Linked DNA regions of Homo sapiens: region 2 is linked to region 1. Evidence: chromatin contacts called from ENCODE Hi-C or POLR2A ChIA-PET data. All regions are on one chromosome and are shown on one strand. Each heading gives the region's core, a stretch centred on a gene start or an enhancer-like site at or near the end of the contact. The rest is flanking DNA. Distances are from core to core; before and after follow the strand shown.

The links. A loop is a pair of places that touch in the nucleus more often than their neighbours do. ChIA-PET counts read pairs that join two places held with the same protein, here RNA polymerase II (POLR2A). Pooled maps may share reads with other maps.
Region 2: a loop to region 1 is called in a map of endothelial cell of umbilical vein, with 6 times the contacts of the local background. The contact joins two enhancer-like sites. A Hi-C loop is called at or near these places in 1 of 168 maps with a recorded cell type or tissue (endothelial cell of umbilical vein) and 3 of 50 pooled maps. POLR2A ChIA-PET finds 5 or more read pairs at or near these places in 3 of 52 experiments (GM12878, Panc1 and activated T-cell).

The regions. Positions count from the first base shown.
Region 1 is chr3:40,970,060-40,973,754 of GRCh38, forward strand. No RefSeq gene overlaps it. Among named protein-coding and RNA genes, the nearest start is that of CTNNB1, 230 kb to the right of the region's middle. RefSeq lists an enhancer at 1,053-2,252 and a silencer at 1,545-1,594. Within about 2 kb of position 1,577, at least 29 of the 41 ENCODE cell types and tissues checked have a DNase peak (open chromatin) inside an H3K27ac peak, as active enhancers do.
Region 2 is chr3:41,158,027-41,161,709 of GRCh38, forward strand. No RefSeq gene overlaps it. Among named protein-coding and RNA genes, the nearest start is that of CTNNB1, 40 kb to the right of the region's middle. Within about 2 kb of position 1,930, at least 6 of the 41 ENCODE cell types and tissues checked have a DNase peak (open chromatin) inside an H3K27ac peak, as active enhancers do.

The DNA.
Region 1 (3,695 bases), core at 327-2,826:
TAACAATATAAGCGTTTTAGTTCATATAGAGCCTCATTGTCCCAATCTTTTCTTAACCATTAGCCCTTCTAGCGATGTGGGTTTTTTTTTTTTTTAATGTAACCATTATGACTAGGGAAAAGAATATTACCCAGTAGTTTTCCCCTAAGTTAAACAAGAATTCCTTCTCACCCACTAAATTGAGTCACCCTGCTAAGGCCCCCATGAGCCCCTTTTCACTTTCTGTATTACTAAGCCCTTTGCCCAGCCTGACTAGATGGCAGCTATTTCCTGTGGGTCAGAGGGTTTTTAAGGCCTTTTTTGGAATTCTCCTTTCCTCTGGCTCAGGTATAAATGGTAATACCAAAAGGTAGTAGGTGGTATTTTAAGGAGACTGCTAGTGGACCTTCAAATGCTTTTCATTTCAAAACTTTAATTTTAATAATATTGCTCTCTTAGTTTGGGCTCCCTTAAAATCACAGCCTGAGACTAGACACAAGGACTTGGTGCAGGTGGTTTATTTGGGAGGAGATCCCAAAAAGCAGAGGTGAAAGAAAAGGGAGAGAGTGAGACAGGGAAGAATGAAAAGCCACTGAGTGTGCATCATTAAGGTTGCTGCTTTGGGCAACAGGGGCTCAATTCTTCTGTGACCTTTGGCAAGTGTGCAGAATGCCTTCTAGAATGTTCCCTCCAAAAGAGGAGTGGCTAGACTTGCTTACTGGCTCTCATTCTTCACTGGTTAGAGATGGCTCCTAGGGCGTTACCTCTCCATACTTGCAGGTTGTACTTGCTTGGGGGCTGACTGGGCTCCCAGTTTCAGAGATGGCTTTGAGGCAAAAAAACAGGGAAGCATTTTTCATGTTTCAAGAGGGCATTGTCATGGGAACCCACATTGCACTCTCTACCAGATCTGTGACAAAATCATAGGTGTGCTGAGGGGATTTGTTACAGGGTGCCAAAAGCATCAGCTACGAGCATATTGTCCCTTCTGAATAGACTGTTCCCCATTGTCCCTGTGGGGACACTTCCCCACCAATGGATCACCTGGTCATTGCTGTCCAGTCCACATGACATTGATGGGGAAGGTCACTGCTATTAGCCTCCCTTGACCGATGTCAGGGCTGTAAGGATCACTCTCCTCCATCTTCCTTCCAATCTAGCCCCTTGTCCATATCCTCCCTCTGTGGAGCTCACCTGTGTCTGGAAGGAGTTGTGCAACCTCAAGTGGCCTCAGTGAAAGCTGCAGTTGAAGAGAGCAATTCAGTTGACCACAAAGGAATGTGACAGAGAATCATCCAACGCTGCCTAGAACATCTCTCCTGCTCACCTCACCTGGCATGCTCACATGCAGCCATGTGGTCAGGGCAATACCGAGGCTGAGTTCAGTGCCACCCTGTGCTGCCCCTTGCCGGTGAACTTGTCACACTTGTTTACACATGTTTGCAGGCCTCTTTCTTATGGGCATCAGCAGCTTGTTGAGGACCATTCTATGTCTTCATTTTGTGCTCAGAACCTAATGTAGTGCCTGGACACAAAGGGTTCTCAGCAAACACTTGTGGATACAAAGGAGGGAGGGAGGGAGGGAAGAGGGAAGTCGGTTGCTAGGAGATAAAATGATTTGCTTATAGCACAGTTGCCAAAAATAAGTCACAAGTGGGGACTTCCCAGAACTAACCGTTCAGTGCAATACTTAGCTGAAATCTATTGCAAAATGCAGTACTTACTTAGGCACTTACTTTTGTCTTTATTGTTTTTTAAGAAAGAGATGCTCCAAAGGTCAGTGACTCAGACCACTAGGTGACTTGGCTGTGGTTTCCTATGAGTCAAGCCTACCAGACAGCAGAGGACAGAGGTGAACAGGAAACTGGGCCAGAGAAAAACCAGAGAAACAGAGAGTCAACACAGACGTCAAGGAGGCTTCCGCCCAGCTCTCTCAGGCCAAAGGGGCAGACAAACCCGTGAACTCCCAGATATTCATGTCCAAGTGAATGCAGCTGTACGAACTTCAGCTTGAAAACTTCTCTCAAATAGCAGGTGGGGAGAACAGGTAGTAAATGCCTGGGGTTGTGGCCGCTTCCTTCCCCAGCAGAGCTCTGCCCCAATGAGAACACAGGAAGGGTAGATAAGAGAGCAAAGTGGGCAGTTTTTCTTATTTATTTGTTTGGGTAAAGGAAAAACAAAACAAGATGTGAACACGCATATCTTCACAAACTGTAAAATTTATCTCTGTCCTCTATTCCCTGCATCCTTCTCCCTACTCTAACATCTTAACAATCCTAATATTTGCCTATTGTTACACAAAATGTACGCCAGTAGATATCAACATACCAATTAAAAAAAAACGAAAAAAATACTTTGCTGTTTTTCCTTGAAAGCACAATGACATGAGGCATCTTTGGAGAGAAGAAGCTGCCACAATCCGATGCCTCCTCGTACCTGCTACTAGCTGTGTAGGCTTGTCTGATCTAGCCCCCTGGATGTGAACAAACTAGAGCAACAGGGAGAAGCAGAGATGCAAAAGAGTTAATCATACAAATTGCTGAGTGTGCACAGGAAAAACATACTACATTTGTAATTGTGTTTACAGTGTACAAAGCACTCTCCCATATTCCTCATAATCTAACAACAATCCTGAAATCATCACTATTTACGATGCAGAAACTGAAGGAACAATAAATGGCATGTCCTATGCCATACAGCTAATACCAGGCAGATCTTGGCATTGAACTAGAGCTGTCTGAGCCTAGACCAAATATTGTTTCCAGGATTCTGCAGCAAACTCTACCAACTAGGTACCTACAGCCTCCCCTAACCTGCCTTCGGTCTCCTGAGCAGAAGTGTTTATACCTCAGTCCCAGCATGCAATAACCGTAACAGGTAATAAGCACCTTGGAGAAACACCAACTGCATCCAAAAGAGAGCCTGGTTCTGATAATTCTGTTTCACTAACTTCTAGAAGACAGAGAATGAACAGCTTAGGTGAACATTTAGATGAAATTAGAAAAAAAAATGTTAAGGGAGTTGAGTATTTGTTAAAGGTCCTTGAACATGCAATTCTAAAAGAAAAGGAAGCTCAGAGAAAGACACTGGGATCTTCCAGAACTGGGAAGAGCCTAGGACCTGAGATACAAAGATCTAGAACCAGGGAAAGCAGAAAACTTCACCTACAAAGTTCCATGTGCTGCACTGGGCCCTCAGCCCACACACATGCCTAATTCTACATCTTGGCTCTCCAGTCTTCTTCACAGACAGCGCTTGGTGCCTGGGGCCTTTCCAAGAAGAAAGGTGTTATAGTGTAAGGCTCTGGTGCCAGTCATGTTGGACTGGCCTTGCTAACACAAGACTGTTGTAGAGAAGAAGAGGAGGTCTGGTGTGCCCCAGGGACCACCCCTTGGCATAGGCCACTGTAGACGCAGCATGAACATGCTGGGGTCAGCAGGGCAGCCAGGGCTCTATTAAAATTCTAGGCCAGTTGGCACAAAAAAGAGAATAAGAATAGGGTGTCAGTTGGAGCCCTACACACTGAGCTGGCCTGTGGTTTTAAATATCGTGCAAATGCTGACAAGTCTCGAAGGTATATTTTCAGCCCAGACCTCACTTCCTAGCTCTAGACTCACTAGATGATATCACACATTTGGATATATCATATTATCTCAAACTTAATTTGTTTAAAATGAAACCTATAACCCATTCCTCTCACCGAGCATCCACCAGTT
Region 2 (3,683 bases), core at 680-3,179, 190 kb after region 1:
CAATGTACCCAGCACACAGTATTCACATGCTCATTGAATAAAAAAGTAAATGGGCCGGGGGCAGTGGCTCACGCCTGTAATCCCAGCACTTTGGGAGACGGAGGCAGGCGGATCACCTGAGGTCAGGAGTTTGAGACCATCCTGACCAACATGGAGAAATCCCATCTCTATTAAAAATACAAAATTAGCCAGGCGTGGTGGTGCACGGCTGTAATCCCAGCTACTCAGGAGGCTGAGGCAGGAGAATCACTTGAACCTGGGAGGCGGAGTTTGCAGTGAGCCAAGATCGTGCCATTGCAGTCCAGCCTGGGCAGGAAGAGCGAAACTCCATCTGAGATAAATAAATAAATAAATAAATAAATAAATAAATAAATAAATGCCTCCATTTCATCAAAGTATTATCTAACTTATTTTTATTCTGTTACAGTTTTTTTTTTTTTTTAAGTTTATTGCTCACAATTTATCTTCTAACAGAAGGGAACAGCTGATAAAAGAAGCCCTCCTTTGTTCTACATTTCCTGCCCAGGTCGCTCAAGTTCTGTTTGCTTTGACTGTCTCTGGAGTGCTTGCTGGGTGAGGTCAAGGAAGGGAAGGAGAAAACCCGCTCGCTTGTAGTTGGAGTCACAGGAAACCAACTGCAAGGCTCCCGCTGTGTAAGGGGATTGGGGGGATGGGCAGAGCAGGAGGATGAGTGATCAGCCTGGACAAACCTCAATCTGAGAAGAAATGTGTATTTAAAGCCTATACTCAGCCTCAGGACCTGCCCAGAAAAAGCAGCCTACATATATATAGAGAGAGAGAGAGAGTCAGGTCACACAATTCTACCACTGGACAGAGGAGAACACCAAGAAACCGAGCAGAGTCAGCACTTGCCAAGATAAAAGAGCCAAGTAACAGGCATAACTGAGCCTCAAACCCTAGCTTGCTACCCCAGAGTCCTTGCTTTTTCCTGGAGAGGCAGAGATGGGAGAGTCTACAACCCATGACTGTTGGCTTCCACTCAACTTTGGGTGATTAATCCACCCACATTATTTACTGAGCACCTATTATATTCTAGCACCTGTCTAGGTAGGCGGTAGTGGGGGAGGCAAATTCCCACACTTGAAAAATCCCCAGAATGAGAGTGATATGATTTGTGGCATCCATAAAGTTGTGCAACTCACCTGAGTGAATCAGAGTCTAAAGCACTGGAAGCCTTTGTGGGAGGAAGTGGCCTCTTCAGCCTGCCCTCCCAGAGGCACAGGCTCTGCTCCTGAAGTCCTGCCTCTTGAGATGGAAGCTTTTACTTGTCCTAAGCAGGCAGGAGTCCTGAGAACCAGGTCTTTACAAGAAGGAAAGGAAGTACTCCTTGATTGAACACCTATGATGAGCTAGGCCCTGTACTAAAACCTATACACTATGTGCTTTGATCCTCAAAACAATTTTCTACAGATTAAGAGACTGAGGCTTCAAAGAGAGGATTGTGAGAACTGATTTCTAGGGCATCTGCTGCAAAGCACCCCCAGCCCTGTACTGCTTACTTATATTCAGGGATCCCAAACCACACTTTCCACAGCAACTGGTCAATGGCCACTTATAGTTTGTCCATATTGGACAGCACAGATTTTACAGAACATTTCCATCATCACAGACAGTTCTATTAAACAACACTGAACTAAACCATGAGAGTTGGCAGCTCGTAAAAGCACTTTCCACCACCCTGTATTTTTAATCCACCTTCCACTCTCACTTTCTCCAAAAGTGGCCATGCAGTAGGGGATGTTGTAGGTGCTCAATAAATATTTCCTGAATGGATAAGGAAGATGTGGCCTGAAGATAAGAAGGAAGTGGAAGGAGGCAGAGTTGGAAGTGGGCCTGATTTATTCAAGAAATGTTTGGTAGCTGATTGAGAGCTTGAGCAGACCGAGAAGTCCTTTCTCTGATGTCACCCAACCCCACCCATGAAAACACAGAAATGAATGGTGACATAATTTATGGGAGCAATAAAAGTCATACCTACCCATTACCTCTTCAAATGACTCATGTCTGTATGTGCTCACAGTGAATGTTTTAAACAGACCAGAACAGTGGTTAGTGCCCATGAGGACAAGTGTCTCTTTAAAATAAAAATTTTTAGTCCTACTCAAGTCAGAACTTGAGAACTCGGATCCTGGAGTTCCTGTAACCCAGTTCCTTTATGGTTCATGTGGAAAAACTGAGGCCCCATCCTAGTGACTGGCTCATGGTCACACAGCCAGTTGGAAGCAGTATTGTTCTCCAGCCCACTTGCCACCTAGAATACAGGCTAAAATGAGAGCAGATGATCTTTGTCAGAGCAGGTGGACCAAGGAACGGGAAGATTGGGTGCCCAGCGAGCCAAGGGTGAGATCAAGATAATAAGGAAACCAGGAACAAAATAAAACAATAGGTTGGGAACAACCCCAGAGCAATAGAGTCAACCAGGGGTACATTAAGAAGGGGGAAGATACTGTGGTCTGAATGTTTGTGTCCTTCCAATATTTATATGTTGAAACCTAATTACCAAGGTAATGGTATTAGGAAGTGGGGCATTTGGGAGGTGATTAGTTCACAAGGACAGAGCCTTCAGGAATGAGATCAGTGCCTTTATAAAAGAGGCCTCAGAAAGCTAGCTAGCCCCTTCCACCATGTGAGAACACAATAAAAAGGCACCATCTATGAACCAGGAAGCAGGCCCTCATCAGACACCAAATTTGCCAGCACCTTGATCTTGGGCTTCCCAGTCTCCAGAACTGTGAAGAATAGATTTTTGTTGTTTGTAAGTCACCTGGTTCATGGTATTTTGTTACAGCAGCCCAAATACACTAAGACAGAAGACAATTAGAAAAAAAGTCTAGTCTGACAGCAAGTGGTGGCAAGGATGATGGAAATGAGCATTGTTGTATACTACTGGTGGGACTGTGCATTGGTAGGACCCTCAGAGGGCAATTTCGCTGGTAGAATTTAATATGTGCATCCCTATGACCAGTAATCCCACTACTTCTTAGGAGAAATGCTTGCACATGTGTACTCAGACACATGTACAGGGCTATTCATTGCAGCTTTGTCTGTGATCATGAGCAACTAAAAACAACTCAAGTGTCCAGTTGTGGGAATGGATACATAAAATACACTATACCCACAAAATGGAATACTATGATGCAATGCAACAGAGTGTAGAGGATCCATCCAGGGCCACCACAGTACATATCTTTCTATGAATTAAAATAAGATGATCCCCTCTGGGTGAACGAATTCCAGAAAGGCATCCCTTCCTCTGGGCTAATCTAGTGGAGATGGGCAGAGTTCCAGCCTTCCTCATACCCTCCTGGCTGTGCGACCAGACCAGTGGCTCTGAGTCCAGTCCTACCAACCTGAATGACCAAGTCAAATGGAAAAACAAGTTGTGGAACAGTGTTTAAAACAGGATGTCTTTGATATATTTAAGCACATATTCTTCATGTTTTCTCTAACGATAGCAATTCGTAACATGCATGTTAATGAGTAGGAAAAGAACTGGAGGAATACACACCTTCCCTGCAGTAGGTGTTACCTCTGGGGCTGCCAGGGGGTAAGAACTGTTGGTCAAAGAGGTCTTTAACTTTATCAGTTGTGTTTTGATTTAACTTCTCACAAGAAGAATGTACTTTCCTGTAATTTGTATGATTAGAGTTAAATTTTAAACT